2 separate regions of the Homo sapiens genome follow, and region 1 is linked to region 2. A link is an interaction called in ENCODE POLR2A ChIA-PET data of the cell type or tissue named here. Cell type or tissue: Panc1. All regions are shown on one strand. Each heading gives the region's core, and the rest is flanking DNA. Links, peaks and the distances in the headings are about the cores only. Region 1 has its middle 24 kb from the start of MLN. Region 2 has its middle 46 kb from the start of MIR1275.

Region 1 (8,266 bases), core at 1-8,000, 130 kb before region 2:
AATCTCTACAGGTATTTAAATGTTCATAACAATGCCTAAGTGGATAAATACAAAGCAAAGGTCCCTCACACAGCTTAATTCCCAGTCGAATTCCCCAGCGTGAGCCTAGGAAGAGCTGGGAATGTTTTCTCTAAGCCAGTGGTTCTCAAAGCTGGTCCTCCTCCTGGCAGCATCAGCTTGTGTTAGGAATGCAGATTCCTACTGAACCCCATGCTTGGATCCCAGGAGGTGGTGCTCTCACAAGGCTCCAGGTGACAGCGCTGGCCCAGGTGGTCTGGTTTCCAGCCTGAGAACCAGCTCTATTTGTGCAGAAGCTCCTAGGCCTGGGGCCTTCCCCAGAGCCCCAGCCCCAGTTTTGGATCAAAACTCCAAAGTCAGCCCCTTTCCTGGTCTTTTGCCTCTCTCAGCCTCAGTGGGTGGCAGAGACAGCCAGTGTGGGCATGGCCAGTGCCCTGGCCTGGCGCCGGAGGTGGCTCTGGCTGGGCCACTGACTTGCTGAGTGGTGACACTGGGGGAGTCACTGTACTTCTCTCCTCTCAAAAAGGCAGGGTGTTCTCTGAATGTTTTCCAAAAAAGATGTGAGCAAAAAAATATTTGTTCTTGGAGCTCTCTGAGGGCCTATGCTCTGGATAAAGAGAATTCTATGGAGAGATGCTATCAGTTTCCAGATTTTCTAGGAAAGGGGATGAGACCTCAAAGTGGTATGAAAGACCTCCCTTCTCCCCTGCCCTTTCCAGTGCAGAACAAATCACCTCCCTTCGGTTGCTGCATGTGTGTGGATCAAGGCAAGAAAAAACTCTACTGCATAATTCACTCTGTAAAGAGCTGTGTGTAACCAACATTTACTAAGCACCTACTCTGTGCTGGGCACTGTTCCAGATGCTGGGCATACAGTAGAGAAGAAAACAGACAAAAACAGTCACCCTGACAGAGTTTACATTCTAGTCAGGAGAAATAGACAATAAACCAAAAAACAGCTAAAATATGTAGAGCCAGGGGGGCTAAGGGCCGTGAAGGGGAATGAGGCAGCGGCTCTCCGGCTCTCCGTGCTTAGGGCCAGGAGGCTGGGTGCGGAAGTGCTGGAGTTGTGAGGCTCCTCCTATGAAACAGGAAGAGGGAGTTGCCAAGGGCTCTTCACAGGAGCCAGGACGAGGGCCGCACTGCCCTTAAGGAGCTCCCAGTGTGTTTGGAGAAAGAGGCCAGATCAGCCACAGGGCATGGTGGGTTTCTTCCATGGATGTCGTTTCTGAGCTGGCTTCGGGCAGCGCGGGGAAGGTGGGAGACCTAGGCTGGAAGGCTCAGAGTAGGCTCCGGAGAGGAGGTGGCATCTGGGCCGGGCCTTGAGAAATGAGTAAAGTCATAACTGCACGGGAGAGAGAGGGCACTCCAGGTCAAGGTACAGTGTGCGCCAAGGGTGGCAGGGGCTGCTCCCCCTTGGAGGAGGGCATGGGCCACCCCAGTCCCTGGGCTGAGCTCTGCAGGCACTGCTGGGTTTGGGCCCTTATGAATTACACCCTGTGTAACACTGCACCCTCACTGCCACAGTGCCTTGTAAAGGCCCTTGATGACAGCCTCTACCCTTGGCAGCATATTGACATCATTCCTCTGTTTCCTGCAAGGACCCCTGTCCCCCTCCCACTGCCACCGCCCTCTCCTCTCTGTCCCCTCCTAGTCTTAGACAACAAAGAACTGTTTCGGACAAAAATCAAAAGAGAACGTTTTCATTGGGAGAGTGGACTATAGGAAGCACAGAGAGCCATTTCTCTTTTCTTCAAGGAGGCCCCAGGTCAACTCCGGTCCCAGGAAGCCCCTGAGTCGGTGGGGAAAGCCAGTACAAATGAGTGGGTCTGGTGGTCCAGAAAGGGGTTGAGAAGTCTCTGTGCCTCAGTGTCCCTTCTCAGGGCTGTGTTGTGGAGCTGGGTGGAACCAGGGCCAGGCTTGCCAGAGAGAGGCCCGGTGGTGGGTGTTTTACCTCCACCCTGCAGCTCATTGCAGGACTGCAGGCATGTCTGGGCCGCAGAGACCCTGGGTTAAATATGGCCCTGTGGAGGAAGGCTTGCGGGTGCTGAGCCTGATGAAGGCATCCGGCCATTACATAACCATCCTGATAGGCTTTACACTCCCAGTGGAGACATTTTTGCGGCAATTGCCAAAATAATAATAATGATGATAATAATAATAATAATAATAATAATAATAATAATAATAATGTGGTGGCACCTCCTCCAGTCATTTTTCGACTTATTCCCCATAAATGAAAAGGCAGGATGATTCCCAGAAGGGTTGCAGCTAGAATTTCATTTCTCCCTGGCACCTGAGAGCCTGGGACGAAGGGAGAGCGCTGCATCCCCCTCGGGCCCACCCTCTCTGCCTACCTCCTCCATGACACCTAGGCCGTCCCTGGTAACCAGCCCCAGACTCTTCCTCACTTTCTTCTTCTCGCGCCATCCCACAGCTACAACTCTGGTTGAGTCCCCTTGCCTTCAAGGTTCCCCGACTGCCTGCCTTCGCCCTGCCCCCTCCTCCCCTCCCTTCTTTCTCTGCCCCCTCCTCCCTTCACCTCTCCTTTTCAATGCTCCCCCAGGTCTCCTGCACAATACTCTTCCCCATCCCTCCTCTCCCCTTTCTCCCGACCCTTCCTTCTCTCCCACTTTCCAGGGTTCTTTCCATTTTGCAGATGAGCAAAGAGACCCAGAGAGACAAAGGAATTTGCCCAAGGTCACAGAGCCCATCCACCTGTGTGTTCTCGCTCCAGAACCCAGCTGGTGATGGTAGCATTGTAGGTGCTTGGCGTGCCACAGCTGCTGTCCATTTCATCTGTGAGACGAGGCCTGGACAATCGTCCCTCTAGCCAGGCTGTCTGTATTGCAGTCCTCTGGGGTGTCCACCTGGGAAGCCGCAGGTCTGGCTAGACCAGCCCCTTGCCCTGTGGCCCAGAAGCGTTGGCATCACCTGGAGACTGGGTAGAAACGCAGAATCTTTGAATCAGCTTCAGTATTTTAAGGATACACCCCAGGACATTCATGGGCACATGAGAGTTTGTGCTGGAGTCTTTTCTTCAGGGTGGGGAGTCCCTATTCTGCTAGTCTTGCCTGCAGGAGGAAGACATATACCCTTCAGCCATCCCAGGTGTTTGTGCAGGGTGAGGGACCAGGCTGGGTGGAGCCGTGTGCTCACAGCCATGGGCAGCAACCCCCTCTCCTGGCGCTCTTCTGCATCAGGAAAAGCATGTCAGAGTCCTCCACCCAGGCTGCCTGGCTCAGAGTGGGGCTGCAGTGGGCAGGTGCTTGGCTGATTTCCTCTGGGTCTCCTGATTCCTGGCCATGCCCTGAGAGATAAAGGCTTGGAAATCAGAACCTGGCATTCATGGGCAGGGCCTGTCCACCTGTTTCCTGAGTGTAGGTAGGACACATGGGTGGCTCTGGCCCAGAGGCAGAGGCAGGATACTGAGTGGAACGGCTGCAGGCCAGGCCCCTGCTCTGTAGTGCCTCCCAGCCAGCCACCCCAGCCCTGTCTCAGGCCTCCCACCCGAGGTTCTAAGAGTAGCTCCTGGGAGGAGGGGGCATTCATCTCCTGGGCCCCATAAGGAAGCTGCTCCCAGCCCTGTTGCTAGTGTCCCAGGGCTGGAAGGGACAACTGTCTTCCCATTCAAACCCTTTATCTGACAGGAAGAAACAAGACCTGTGAGGGAGGGGGCTTGGACAAGGCCCACAGCTTGGCCTCTGGAGGGTAAGGTGAGAGAGAAGCAGTTGCCTCACTAATGGCATACACCAGGACGTAAGTGGCTCAGGCCAAGAATCCCGCAGTCACCTTCGCCTCACCTCTTTCACACTGTGTGGCAGAGTAATGATGGCCACAAGTTCTTTGTTCTCTCCGCTGAGAGATGGTGGGGTCTAATTCCTCTCCCCTTGATCAGGGCTAGCCTTGGCGACTCACTTGACCAATAGAAGGCAGTAGGAAGTGATGTTCTGGGATTTCTGAGGCTAGATGGTAAGAAGCCCTGCAGCTTCTGCCTTGGCTTCCTGAGATGCTTGCTCTTGGAACCCAGGAGCCCCAGGAGAGGCTCACATGAGGAGGGGCTGAGACCTCAGGTGGATGGGCCAGGCCAAGCCCCAGTTGCAGCATCAGCCTGCGCCCACCAGCTGTACGGGACTCATCCTGCTTCCCAGGCCACCCTGCTGACATCATGTGGTGCAGAGAGGAGCCTTCCCCACTGAGCCCTGTCTGCGTTTTGCAGATTCATAAGCAAAATAAATGCCTGTGGTCGTTTTAAGCCACCAAGGATCGGGGGTGGTTTGTTGTATAGCAATAGATAACTGGAAGACATCCCGAATCCAATCTGTCAGCAAATCTCATCAGCTCTGCCATCTAAATATATCCACAATCCAGCCACTGTCATCTTTTGCTTGGAGATTACAATGGCTTTCTAACAGCGTCCCTGCCACCTGCCCTTTGCCCCTGCTGTCTGTTATCCTGTTAAAACTGAAGCCAGGTCACACCTTTCTGCTCAAACCTTCTATAGACTCCCCTTCCACTCAGAGTGGAAGCCAAAGTCCTTTCCATGGCCCAGAAAGCCCTGTGGAGTTGGATGCCACTTCCCTCCCTGCGCCCACGTCCCTCTTGCTTACTGCCTCCTTCCACTCCAGCGCTGATCTGCTTGTTAGTCTGGGATCATCCGAGTCCCGCCCTGGCAGGACTCTTTGCACCACTGCTTGGCATGCTGTGTGGAAGGAAGCTTCCCATAGATGCCCCCAGGGCTCCTGCCCTCATTTCATTTAGGTCTCTGGTCACATGTGTCCAGAGGGATTTCCCTGCCCAAGTGGTAGAAAGAGGTATTCCTGTTCGTTCCAACCTCCTCATTCTGTTGTATTTTTCTCTGTGGCGCTTAGCACCAATGTCATTCTATGTTTACTTTGTTTAATGTATTTCTCCCCTCACTAGAACGTAGAGTCCTTCAGAGGAGTCTGTTTTGCCTGTTTGCTTTGCTACTCAGCAGGTATTTATGAGGTGTAGGAATGAACGAAGCTGGCTTGGGCTGGCCAGGCGTCCTGCAGGGCTTGGGCTCCAGGGCCCTGCTCTCCTGGCCTTCTCCTGCAAACCAGGCTTCCCAGACCCTCTTGCTTCTGCTCAGGTCGGAGGGGGTGAGGAGGGAGCATAGTGTCTCACACAGTGGGGCTCTCAGCCTACATTGCCAGGCAGGTCCTTCAGCCTCCTCTCTGCCTGGGGTCTCCCTCTGGAGATGCTGGCTCACAACTGCTCCCGCCCCTGCCCCTGTGGCCAAAGTAGCTTTCTCCTGTCTCTGCTGCTTGTTGAAAGAGGCATGGATCTCAGTATCATCCTCCTGCCACCTGCCCCACAGGAGTCTGCTGAGATGGCCATCTGGGAGCTCACCAAGCCTCTAGGGGAGCGGTGAGAACCAGCATCTGAGTGCAGTGTCAGGGGTTCCCTGCTGCTTGTGCCAGACGAGGTCCAGAACGTGCTTCTCCACTCAGCTCAGCATCCGGAGCTCTCCCATTTTGCCTCTCCTCCAGGGCAGCATTTTCTTTCTAAATTCCCAGGCTTTTTACATTTGGCTGCCCCATGGGGCTAATTCTCTCACTTCGAGATGGTGCCCATTAACACTTCAACAGGCCTCGCCTGGAGCTGCAGCCCCAAGCCCTCTTCCCTGGAACATCCGCGCCCACGTTCACTTCGCTGTCATCGCCCCAGCTGCGGAGGCTGGACTAGCTTCAGCTACTTTTATTTAGGCTTCAAAAGGAGGACCTTGGCCGCCAGCAGCTGAGGTCTGCAGGGCACCAGAGGTAAACTTCTGCCCTGAGTCTCCAAAAATAATTTTCTGTTTGGCTCCAAAACATGGTTCTGCTCTTCATCTGCCTGCAGGAGGCCTTGGGAGGGCCCATATCCCGAAGCTGCCCAGTGAAAGCCTGATGCAGGGAATGCTGAAAGCAGCCCAGCCTCTTGTCCCCTCCCCTCCCCTCCTTCACCTCCCTGGGTGCTGAAAACAGCCCAGCCTCTTGTCCCCTCCTCTCCCCTCCCTCATCTCCCTGGGTGCTGAAAGCAGCCCAGCCTCTAGTCCCTCCCTCCCCTCCCTCACCTCCCTGGGTGCTGAAAGCAGCCCAGCCTCTTGTCCCCTCCCCTTCCCTCCCTCACCTCCCTGGGTGCTGAAAGCAGCCCAGTCTCTTGTCCCCTCCCCTCCCTCACCTCCCTGGGTGCTGAAAGCAGCCCAGCCTCTAGTTCCTTCCCTCCTCTTCCTCACCTCCCTGGGTGCTGAAAGCAGCCCAGCCTCTAGTTCCTTCCCTCCTCTTCCTCACCTCCCTGGGTGCTGAAAGCAGCCCAGCCTCTAGTTCCTTCCCTCCTCTTCCTCACCTCCCTGGGTGCTGAAAGCAGCCCAGCCTCTAGTTCCTTCCCTCCTCTTCCTCACATCCCTGGGTGCTGAAAGCAGCCCAGCCTCTAGTTCCTTCCCTCCTCTTCCTCACCTCCCTGGGTGCTGAAAGCAGCCCAGTCCCTTGTCTCCTCCCCTCCCTCACTGCCCTGGGTGCTGAAAGCAGCCCAGCCTCCGGTCACCTTCCCTCGCCTCCCTCATGTCCCTGGGTGGAGAGGTCGGCATTGCCTCCCAGGTGGATGCAAAGTACCAGTCTCATCAAATCTAAGATACCAGTGATTTTTAAAGGAACCATTATTTTACCATGAAGGGGGAAAATGCTGCTGATTAAACTAGGATATGCCACCAATTGTTAGACAGATTTCAATTTCAGGGATATTAAAGTGTGAAACAAATGTGTTCCTTAGGACAGATGAAATATAGTCTAGGTGGAACAGCCCCTTCGTCTCAAAGCCAGCACTCTCTAGCTCACACTTTCCCTGGAGAAGAAATTAAAAGTGTGCTTCGAATCCAAAGGCTTTCAGCTCCTACTCCTGCCAGCACCGTGTGTGTGAGAGTAAATGGGTGGTGGGGACATCAACAGAGGACTGAGGTAAGAGGGGATCCTGTCATTCTGCCACCCACAGAGCCTGCTGAATGATAGTCACAAGCCCGCACCGCTGTCTTGTCAGCCCAGAGCAAATCAGACTCAGCCCCTATCCCGCTGCTCTGATTCACGAAGGACTTCAGTCAGAGGGGGTGTCCTCACCGCTTCGCCCATGACTTAGCACCCCTGTGTTCAGAGGTGACTTAGGGCATCAGGAGAGGCGAGAGAGAGGGTGCTGGCGGGAGCCTCACCCTCTGGCTTCCTGCGAGGGAATCTGAAGCCTGCAATGTGGAGCCGTCCACACCAGCATAAGGCGATGGGATGGAGTGGGACGGACAGACGGGGAGCAGGGTGCAGAAAGACTCAAGAGAGGAGACTTCAACTGCAGCAGGAGGGACGTGAGTGAGGCCTACAGCAGGAGGGGGTCGGGCGCCTCATCCTTTGGAGACTATAGTGGCCACCTAGGTGCTGCCCACGTACCTCCCTTCAGGACCCCAGTGCCCACTCTCCAGCCACGGGGGGACGTGAATGGCTGACTGCGCCAAGCTGAGCTCCTCTTCCTCGTGGTTATCCTTGGTCTCTTCCTTTGAGGTTGCAGCATTTTCGGGGGACAGCCAGCATCCAGCGGCTGGTAAATGCACCAGTGTGAAGGCAGATCCCCTTGCCCCATGTGGGACAGGCTGCAGGGCCTCCTCCCCTCCTCTGTCCTCCCCGGGGTGGCTGAGGCCTTTGCTGTGACCACAGGGCAGCCCAGCCCCTCTGTCTGTCCAGTCCTGCCTGCGTCACTCTCCACAGGTGTTCTTCTCAGCAAACTTCCTGCACATAATCTTCCTCTGAATTGTCTTCGAAAGAACCTGACCGGTCAGAGACCTTGAGGGGAAAGGAGGGAGGCAGCAAGTGGCTGCCAAGGGAAGGAGCGTCCTGCTCCAAGGCTGGGCAGTGGCCCAGACAAGCCCTGGAGACCTCTCCCTAGCCTGTGGGTAGCTCTAGGAAGCTCCCCCAGGAGTGTCCTCCTGGCCAGGCCCAGCTCCCTGCCCACCCATAGAGCTGGGGAGAAGGCAGCAGGTACACCAGGGGGCAGGACCATGGCAGGGGCAGGGATGCCGATAGAGCCCAGGCAGGTGGGCTCAGGAACTTTTAACAGGCAATACAGCTGCTGGGGGCCCCAAGCATGGCGGGGGGCAGTGCAGGCCCCCATACCTATGTGCAGAGCAGAGCAGAGCAGACAGAGCATATTTGAACTTCATACAAAGCCTGGGCCTGGCCAGCGTGTAGGTCTGTCTATGACTGCATGTATA
Region 2 (8,322 bases), core at 317-8,316:
GGAGTGGGCACTATGCAATATGTTAGGACTCTTCTCGAGGGTGTAGGTTTGCACGGACAACAGAACCTCCCCTCACTCCCTTCCCTGCATCCCAAAAAGAGAGTCCTTGTCCCTCTGGCCCCCACAGCACCCTGTAGAGGCCTCTGTCATTGTCCTCTAGGGTCTGGGTCCCCTGATAAACTGCAGTTTCCTCAGCACCAGGCACATAGTAGGTGCTCAAGAAACGCCTATTAAGTGAGTGAGTGAGTGTGGTCAGGACGGCACAGGAGGTGAGTCTGTGGGTCTGTATGCCTGTGTGTGAGTGTGTGTGTGTGTGTGTGTGTGTGTGTGTGTGCAATGCCTGTCATAGCCTGGCCTGCATCTTACCTCACCCAGGGAAGTTCCTGGCAGGGCCAGGAGGAGGGGCTGGGTTTTCTTTCCTGCTCATTTGCATGACAGGTGTTGGCAGTTTATCTAACTGTGATAATGAAGAGGATGGGGGGTGCTAATTCCTTCTTGCTTTATTGAATCCACCAATTCTTCACAGCCTCAGGGCCCTGAGAGGGGGTGATTAAAAGACACTTCAGCATGCTGGTTATTGCCAATTAACAGACTCCAATATAAACAATTAATAAAGCCACAGTGGGAGGTGAGAGGGAGGGATTCAACCCCCTTGCCTCCACGAGTTCAAGCAGTTCCAGGGCCCCTGGGCCCAGCCACACCCAGATGGCCCTGCCCTGGAGGCTGGTGGTTAGGGCTGATGAATGCCTGAGAGGTGATATGAAGATGCCAGGGAGGAGAGTGCTGGTGAGGGCCACTTGGCCTCAGACTGGGGGAGGTGGGGGCTGCAAGCCCACCCCTGCCGAGTCGCCAATGAGGACACACCCAGGGGAGGGCAGGAACTTGCCCAAGGCCCCTGGGCCGACCAAGACAGTGCTCTTTGGACCATGTGTTCCATGCCCCTTGGGCCGGGCAGTGGCCCACCCTGATGGGTCTCCTCACCCGTCTAAGGTAAGGAGCTATCTCCAGTCACTGGCCTCTTAGGATGAGCCATGTGACTCCATTTCCCTTGCCAGGTTGCCCTCCTCACCTGCCGTGGTCCCTGTAACTTGACTTCTCATGCAGGAGAGGGGCCCACCTGCCTGGGGGCAGCATTGCCTGTTAAGGGCAAGTCTCAGGGGTTGCAGCATGAGCTACCGAAAGGCACCGCTCTGAGCCACTGGGGCCACTCATGGCACAAGCCAATCTCATGAAATCCTCAAACCCTCAGACCGACCTCAGCGGGAAGCAGGATTACAGGTGGGAAAACACTCATGCCTCAAGGGTCTAAGGAACTCACTTCCACAACCCAAGTCACTCTTAGGAGCAGGTGGTGCAGGTGCCACGGGCCGCACGTGCTCTGGGCCAGGCGCCCCCAAGCTTGTGCTACAAAGGGCCGAATAGCACGTGACTGAGCTCTGCCAACCACACCGCCTGCATCACAGCCGCCTAATCTGCGCATGCAGGGCGAATGCAGCCAGAGACAATACGTAACAAATGTGCGGCTGTGTCCCAAGAAAACTTTATTTATGGATGCCGAAATTTGAAATTCATATAATTTCACGTCACAAAATATTATTCTTATCTTGATTCATTTTCACCCATTTAAAGATGTAAACCCATTCTTAGCTCTCAGACCATATAAAAATACGTAGTGGCCCCGATTTGACCCATGGGCCATAGTTTGCCAATCTCTGATCTAGGCCTTAGCACTTTGGGATGTCTTGGGCATTCTAAAGGGAACTTCCTTGGGATATGACTCCTCAGGGGAGGGAGGACTGGGAGCTGAACTCCGTCCAGCTCAAAAAATGGGGGTGCCAGACCCTGTTCCACCAGAGAACCAAATGGCCACAAAGCATGGCCCATAAGGGACAGAGAGCCAGGCTGAGGGGCAGGTGTGGGTGGGTGCGAGCAGAGAGACAGACAAGGGGGGACCACTGGCTGCCCCACGACCCACTTGTGTTGGGGCAGGACAAGGACGACCACCCAAAATGGTGCTGAGCCTCAGCACCTGGACCTGGGACAGTTTCCTGCTCTTATATGGGACCATGGACATGTCTGATATTCTGGAACTTCAAAGCAAATCAAAGAGAAGGGACTCAGAGGGAGCTCAGAAATTGTCTTTCTCTCCTCACCCCTATTCACCTCTTTCATTCAATCAACAAACATTTTTTGAGAATCTGCTAAAGGCGGCTTATTTTTCAGTTTGAGACAAAGCCTCCTGGTCTTGCAGCTGCCTTTGGAAATGCTCCTGGAGGAAAAAGGTTGTGTTTGGGGTTGCCAAGGACATTCTCGAGTCACCCAGGAAGTGAGAGTAACTAGAGGACATCCCAGGTCCACAGAGCAGATAAGTAAATTTCTTGAGGGAATTCCTGTGTTTTTGCAAAGAAAGTCATGTAGCGAAGCCAATACTGTGTTCGAGGCAGCAGGAAGGTTTCCTGGAAGCCTTGGTGTAAAAGACAATAATGACAGATGTGAAAGAGTGCAGTGGCTTTGAAAAGTCAGGAAGTGAGCTTGCCATCTGGTCCCTGTTGGGTGCTCCATAGCTGTCCCTCCTCCTGCCTCAGCTTCCACAGGGCACCTCTCAGGCTGGGGGCAGGTAGCGGAACCAGAGCTCCATTGTCACAGCAGGGACCAGCTGCCCAGAGCCAGCCGCTGGTCCAGGGTTGGAGCAGGACACGTGCCTCTCCTTTCCTCATCCTGCACCTTCGACCCATCAGAAATCCTGCTGGCTCTATCTTTAAAATGTGTCTCATTGTGGTTTTGATGTGCATTTTCCCCATGATTGGTGATGTTGAGCATGATTTCATATACCCGTTGGTCATTTGGATGTCTTCTTTTAAGAAATGTCTATTCAGGTCTTTTGCCTATCAAAACCACAAAGAGATATTACCTTACTCCTGTGAGAACGGCTATTATCAAAAAGACAAAAGATAACAAGTGTTGGCAAGGATGTGGAGAAAAGGAAACCCTAGCACACTGTTGGTGGAAATGTAAATTAGAACAGCCATTATGGAAAGCAGTATGGAGGTTCCTCAACGTATTAAAAATAGAACTACCATATGATCCAGCAATCTCACTACTGGGAACGTACCCAGAGGAAATAAAATCAGCATGCTGAAAAAATATCTGCACTCAAATATTTATTGCAGCACTATTCACAATAGCCAAGACATGGAATCAAACTAAATGTCCTTCATCAGATGAACTGATACAGAAAATTGGTACATACACACTGTGGAGTACTATTCAGCCATAAAAAAGAAGGAAATCTTGTCATTGTGACAGCATGGATGAACCTGGAGAACACTATGTTAAGTGGAATAAACCAGGCACAGAAAGACACGTGATTCTCATGTGTGGAATCTAAAAAGTCATTCTCATAGACATAGAAAGTGGAGTTTGGTTACCAGAGGCTGGGGTGACCTGGGGGAGAGGGAATGGGAGGAGGCTGATCAAAGGATATATAATTACCGTTAGATAAGAGGGGGGAACGTCCAGAATCGGGCAAACGTACAAAGACAGAAAGTATTCAATGATCAGTGATTGCCTGCGGCCAGAGGATGTGAGGGAGAGGAAAGGTTTCAGGGTTGGGGTGGGGAGTAGAAATTGGGAATGACCGCTGATGGTTGTGGGGTTTCTTTCTGATGAAAATGCCCTAAATTTGATTGTGGTGATGCTTGCACTCTGCAAACATACTAAAAACCATTGGATTATACACTTTAAATGGGTGAATTGTAGGCTATGTGATTTATATCTCAATAAAGCCATTTTTTAAAAAGTTCCTCGAATCTGGCTGGGCACGGTGGCTCACGCCTGTAATCCCAGCACTTTAGGAGGCCAAGGTGGGTGGATCACGAGGTCAGGAGATCAAGACCATCCTGACCAACATGTTGAAACCCCATCTCTACCAAAACACACAAAAAAATTAGCCAGGCGTGGTGGTGCGTGCCTATAGTCCCAGCTACTCAGGAGGCTGAGGCAGGGGAATCACTTGAACCTGGGAGGCGGAGGTTGCAGTGAGCTGAGATCGTGCCACCGCACTCCAGCCTGGGGACAGAGCAAGATTCCATCTCAAAAAAAAAAGTGCCCAAAATCTGACCACTTTGCTGCACTGCTGCCATCCTAGCTGGGGCCTGGAGGACAGCAATCACCCCTCACTGGTCCCCTGCCTCCGCCTTTGCCCCACAGGCTGTCCTCTAGGGAGGGACCCTCTGAGATCATCAATCAGACCACATCCCTGCTCTGGTCTCCATGGTCCCAAGGCTGTCATTCCTAGCCTGAATCCACAATTTTAGCATGGCCAGACATTCTGTAAACTCCCAGCCACCACCCTCTCCCCATTCACACGTGCCTGCCATGCTGGCCTCCTCACCTCCCTCCACTGGTTACTCCTCCCCCAGCGCCATGGCCTCCCTCTCTCACTTCCTGTTCAGGGACTGGCCCCTTCCCTGCCCTCCTCTTCCTTTGTCTTCCCCACATCTACACCCCTTGGAGCAGTGGTAGTACCTGGGGTCTGTGGATCCCCTACAGATCCCTGGATAGAATTCCGGGGGCCTGGGAATGTGGACAGGGAAGAATCACATCATTATTTTCACTCCTCTTTATTTGAACGTAGCACCTGTTTCCATTGCATGCATTAGCAACAAACCACAGAGGTGGTCCCAGAATCTGGGACTTTGTCACCCATAGAAAGTGCAGATCGTTTCAATGATATTATAATTGCAGCAGAAAACTTGAAGTCTCACTCATGCTCAACCCTACTTTGAGATGATGTGGTTTTAGATAGCCCCACTACGCAATTTCATTCTTTTAGTGCATTAATAAAGAAGCACATATATTGCTCCAGTACCATTTTTTCCTAATATTTTGATAGCTGTATTTTAATATAATTGGTTTCCTTTGAATCTTAGCTATTTTATTTTGCGGACTTAAAAATGCTATTCTGAGAAGGGGTCCATAGGCTTCCCCGGACACCAGAGGGGAAGAGCCCATGGCAGAGCAACAGGGAGGGTTCCCTGTCTGCAATTATACTGTGTGCAGAGAGGGCCCAACGCAAAGTTGGAGCTCAATCAATGGCAGTGGAAGGAAGGGAAGGTGAAGGAAGCAGGAGGGACTCAGCACAGAACAGACTCAGCTCATCAGTGAGGGCAGAGCCTGTGTCCATCTGCCCTGAGTTTGAACCTGGCTCCATCACATCTTCAATGTGGAGCTTTGGGTGCCTTCTATAACCTCCCAGAGCCGCAGTTTCCTCATCTGCAAGATGGGACACAATCACATCTGCTTCATATGGTTGTTGTGAATATAAAACAGTATGCTTGGTTCATGGCCTGGGACACAGTGAGTGCGCAATAAACTCTACAGATTTGGTCAGAGTGCTGGGCTTTTGTCCATGGCTCTGGCCCCTCAGCCAGGAAGGCAAAGGCGCCCCCGCACAGCTCTCCCTCTACATATGTCTGCGAATGCTAGGGCAACAGGGCCCCCACTGGCTCTGGGCAGGCCGGCCAGGGCTGGACCACAGGAAGGGGCTGCAAATGGGGAGGGAAGCACTGTCCGTCCAGGCTGGGCTGGGGGACACACCTGCATGGACATTCTTTTCTGGGGGGCAGAGGTGGGATTCTAATCATACTCCTGGGAGGAGATGCTTCCAAGACCTTACCTTGTGAGTCCGGAAGCATTTGTGGGGATGGCAATGCCAGGAAGGCCTCTGGGATGATTCGTTAGGAAGGGACCTGAGGGTCTGGGGCAAACCTGGCTCCACTGGCCAAGTTCTGGCCTGCTGCCTGAGTTTCCCTGTTTCTTCACTGAGACCCCATCCCAGGGGGTAGCTTCCTTGCCCTTCCTGCTTGGGGAGTCCTAGGTTGGCCTCTCCGTTCCCCTGGGCACCTTTTGCCCCAGACCCAGCTTGCCAACCTTTTGCCCATCACAGCTAACTCAGAAAATAGAGGACAACCACACGAGAGGCCACCAGCCTTGCCGGCACCCCAGGGCGAAGGACGCGCCTCTTGGCAGCCTCCTTGTCCCAGCACAGGGGGCATGCTCCTGCCTCTGGGCCCTGGCCGGGAATGCTCTACACCCAAATGCCCACAGGGCTTGTCGCCGCCACGTCCTCTCATGTGGGCACAACTTCCAGCCTTCTCCACGTCCCGCCAGGGGGCTGGGGTGGTGGAATGACTTTGGAGCCTGTTTCCTCATCTGTAAATAGGACAGTAGCTCGGCTTCCTGGGGCTGGCTGTGAGGACAAGGGTGCTATCCATGCAGGTACACTGAGACTGGGGCCCTGTGAGGGCCGGTGGCCCTGCCCAGCTCTGCCTGGGCTTCCTGCCTGTTGTTCTGGGGTGGGATCTCCAGCCAGTCAGGGGCCTACCCTCCTGCCTTGCAGCCTCCCAAGCACACCAATGCCCAGCAGCTCATTGGCCCCTCCCACTGTCCTGTTATACCACCTATTTTACAGACAGAGAATCCAAGGCTCCGAGAGGTGAGGTGACATGGCACCCAGGTCTTCTTACTGTGTGTCAGGCTGCATTCCTTCCTGTTGGACCGAGTCATATGACACAGTGTCTGCTTAAACCAACCTGTGGCGGTCCTGAGGTTCTATTGCTTGAGGTTCTATTGAGGTTCTATTGGGGCCAAATTTCTATGCCCAGTGTGATCAGGCTGTGTGAATTTGGGGGCTCTGTGGGGATACCAGCCTTCATTTATTGAGCCTCTACCATGTGCCAAGCATGTGACTCTGTGACTGGTTAATCCCCACAAGTCAAGGAGCAGGCAAGGTTGTCCCATTTTGAGACGGAGAAACTGAGCCTAAGGGACAGCGCCAGGCGTGCAGGATGTGGGTCTGTGCGCCACAGCACCGCCCGGGAGAAGGGGAGCAGGGATGAAGAGGAGGCGTAGACTCCATCCCCCAAAAAAAAAAAAAGTAAAGGGAGTGCTGTCTTGAAGAAACTGCAAGTGTGTAGAGTCTGGGGACTCTGGAGGGAGATGAGGGCGGGTGCTGATTCAGGAGACAGAGCTTTAGCCAGGAAAGCAAGCTGGCAGCCACTTGGGAACCACCAGTAAGCCAAAGCACTGGCTAAAAAAATGTTGGTTGAGGAAGAAGGAAGCTGACAGCCTGGAACTCAGGTGGCTTCAGTGTGCAGACCTGCACCTCTGAGCCCAGCCAGGGTGAGGAAGGGGCTCCTAGGGACACAGGGTTCATACTAGGCCACTGCTCCCCCAACCCTCCCCGACTTACATGGGCCCCCACTGGAGTCCAGAGAAAGGACTCAGCAAAAATTGGATGCAGTGGGTCCAGGGGTGTCACCGCCCAGGCCTGAGCCTCTTCAGGCTGTTTACCAGGGGTTAGGTAGCTGGGGAAGCACCAGGCAAGAGGGCATCTTATTGCCTTTGGTGGCTGTGTGTTTGTATGTGCTTATGCACGTGTGTGCACACGTGCATTGTGTATGCGTGTGCATATGATGCATGTGAATATTCACTTGCACATACATGTGTGTGTGAGTGTGTGTGTGTGAGTGTGTGTGCCTGTGCAAAAGAGCTCTGCAGGGAGAGACCGAGTACTGGGAGGGCAGATTCCCACCGCTCCCATCATCCCCCACTGAAGTTGGCTGGATGAGGAGGAGTACAAGGAACGGAAGGCCTGGGGATTCTTCTTCTCCCAAAGGTGCCACCACCAGCAGGGGAGGAAGGGAGGAGGAAACAGCACCTTATTTAAATGCAAATGATTGCAATACAACTTTCTTTATTAAAATGCAAATTGCACTTCAGTCTCTGACACCTCCTGAGTGCCATAGCCACAGAACACAACCAGGAATGAAAGCCGGAGGACCCCGCGCCTAGGATGGTGAGAGGCCCCATCTGCTGGGTGTACAAAGAAATGGGGAAGAGGGGGGTGGGCCCCAGGTGGGCTTGGGATGCTGAGCCAGGTGCTTATCCTCCCTCCGGGGCTGCTGGGAGACATAAGCGGCGGCCACCGATGCAGGAAATTCTGGCAGGAGGTCCAGACTGTCACCCCATGGGGGACCAGGCTAGAGCTTCACGGGTCGTCGCCTGTGGGCACTCTGCCTGGCTGGGTCAGCACTCTGTGCACTTTCCTAATGAGCCTGGGGTCTGGTTGCCAACATCATTAAACCAGTTGCCACTTGGTGGGTCAGAACCTGGCAGAGCACTGGGGTTGACCTACAGTGGCCCCCAGCCCGGAGATCAGGCCCCAAGGCAGGCTTTTCTTCCTCAGCCACTCTTCCTGCTAGGGCCTTGGGAGCAGGGCTGCCAGGCTGCCAGGTGCAGCAGTGCAGGTCATGACAGGGA

What was found. ChIA-PET counts read pairs that join two places held together with the same protein. Peaks named below come from ENCODE experiments on the same cell type or tissue, not always from the same donor. Only the 100,000 strongest peaks of a DNase experiment are listed, where the experiment ranks them.
Region 1: POLR2A ChIA-PET joins it to region 2 with 20 read pairs; 2 of 35 experiments call an interaction of 5 or more read pairs at or near these places.

What each region holds. Positions count from the first base shown.
Region 1 is chr6:33,823,540-33,831,805 of GRCh38, forward strand. No RefSeq gene overlaps it. Among named protein-coding and RNA genes, the nearest start is that of MLN, 24 kb to the left of the region's middle. RefSeq lists a silencer at 5,493-5,787. In Panc1, for the core only: no CTCF peak of the experiment used is centred there; no DNase peak of the experiment used is centred there; H3K4me3 peaks cover 425 bases; H3K27ac peaks cover 3,535 bases.
Region 2 is chr6:33,950,290-33,958,611 of GRCh38, forward strand. No RefSeq gene overlaps it. Among named protein-coding and RNA genes, the nearest start is that of MIR1275, 46 kb to the right of the region's middle. RefSeq lists enhancers at 4,139-4,639, 7,549-8,289, 8,290-8,322. In Panc1, for the core only: no CTCF peak of the experiment used is centred there; no DNase peak of the experiment used is centred there.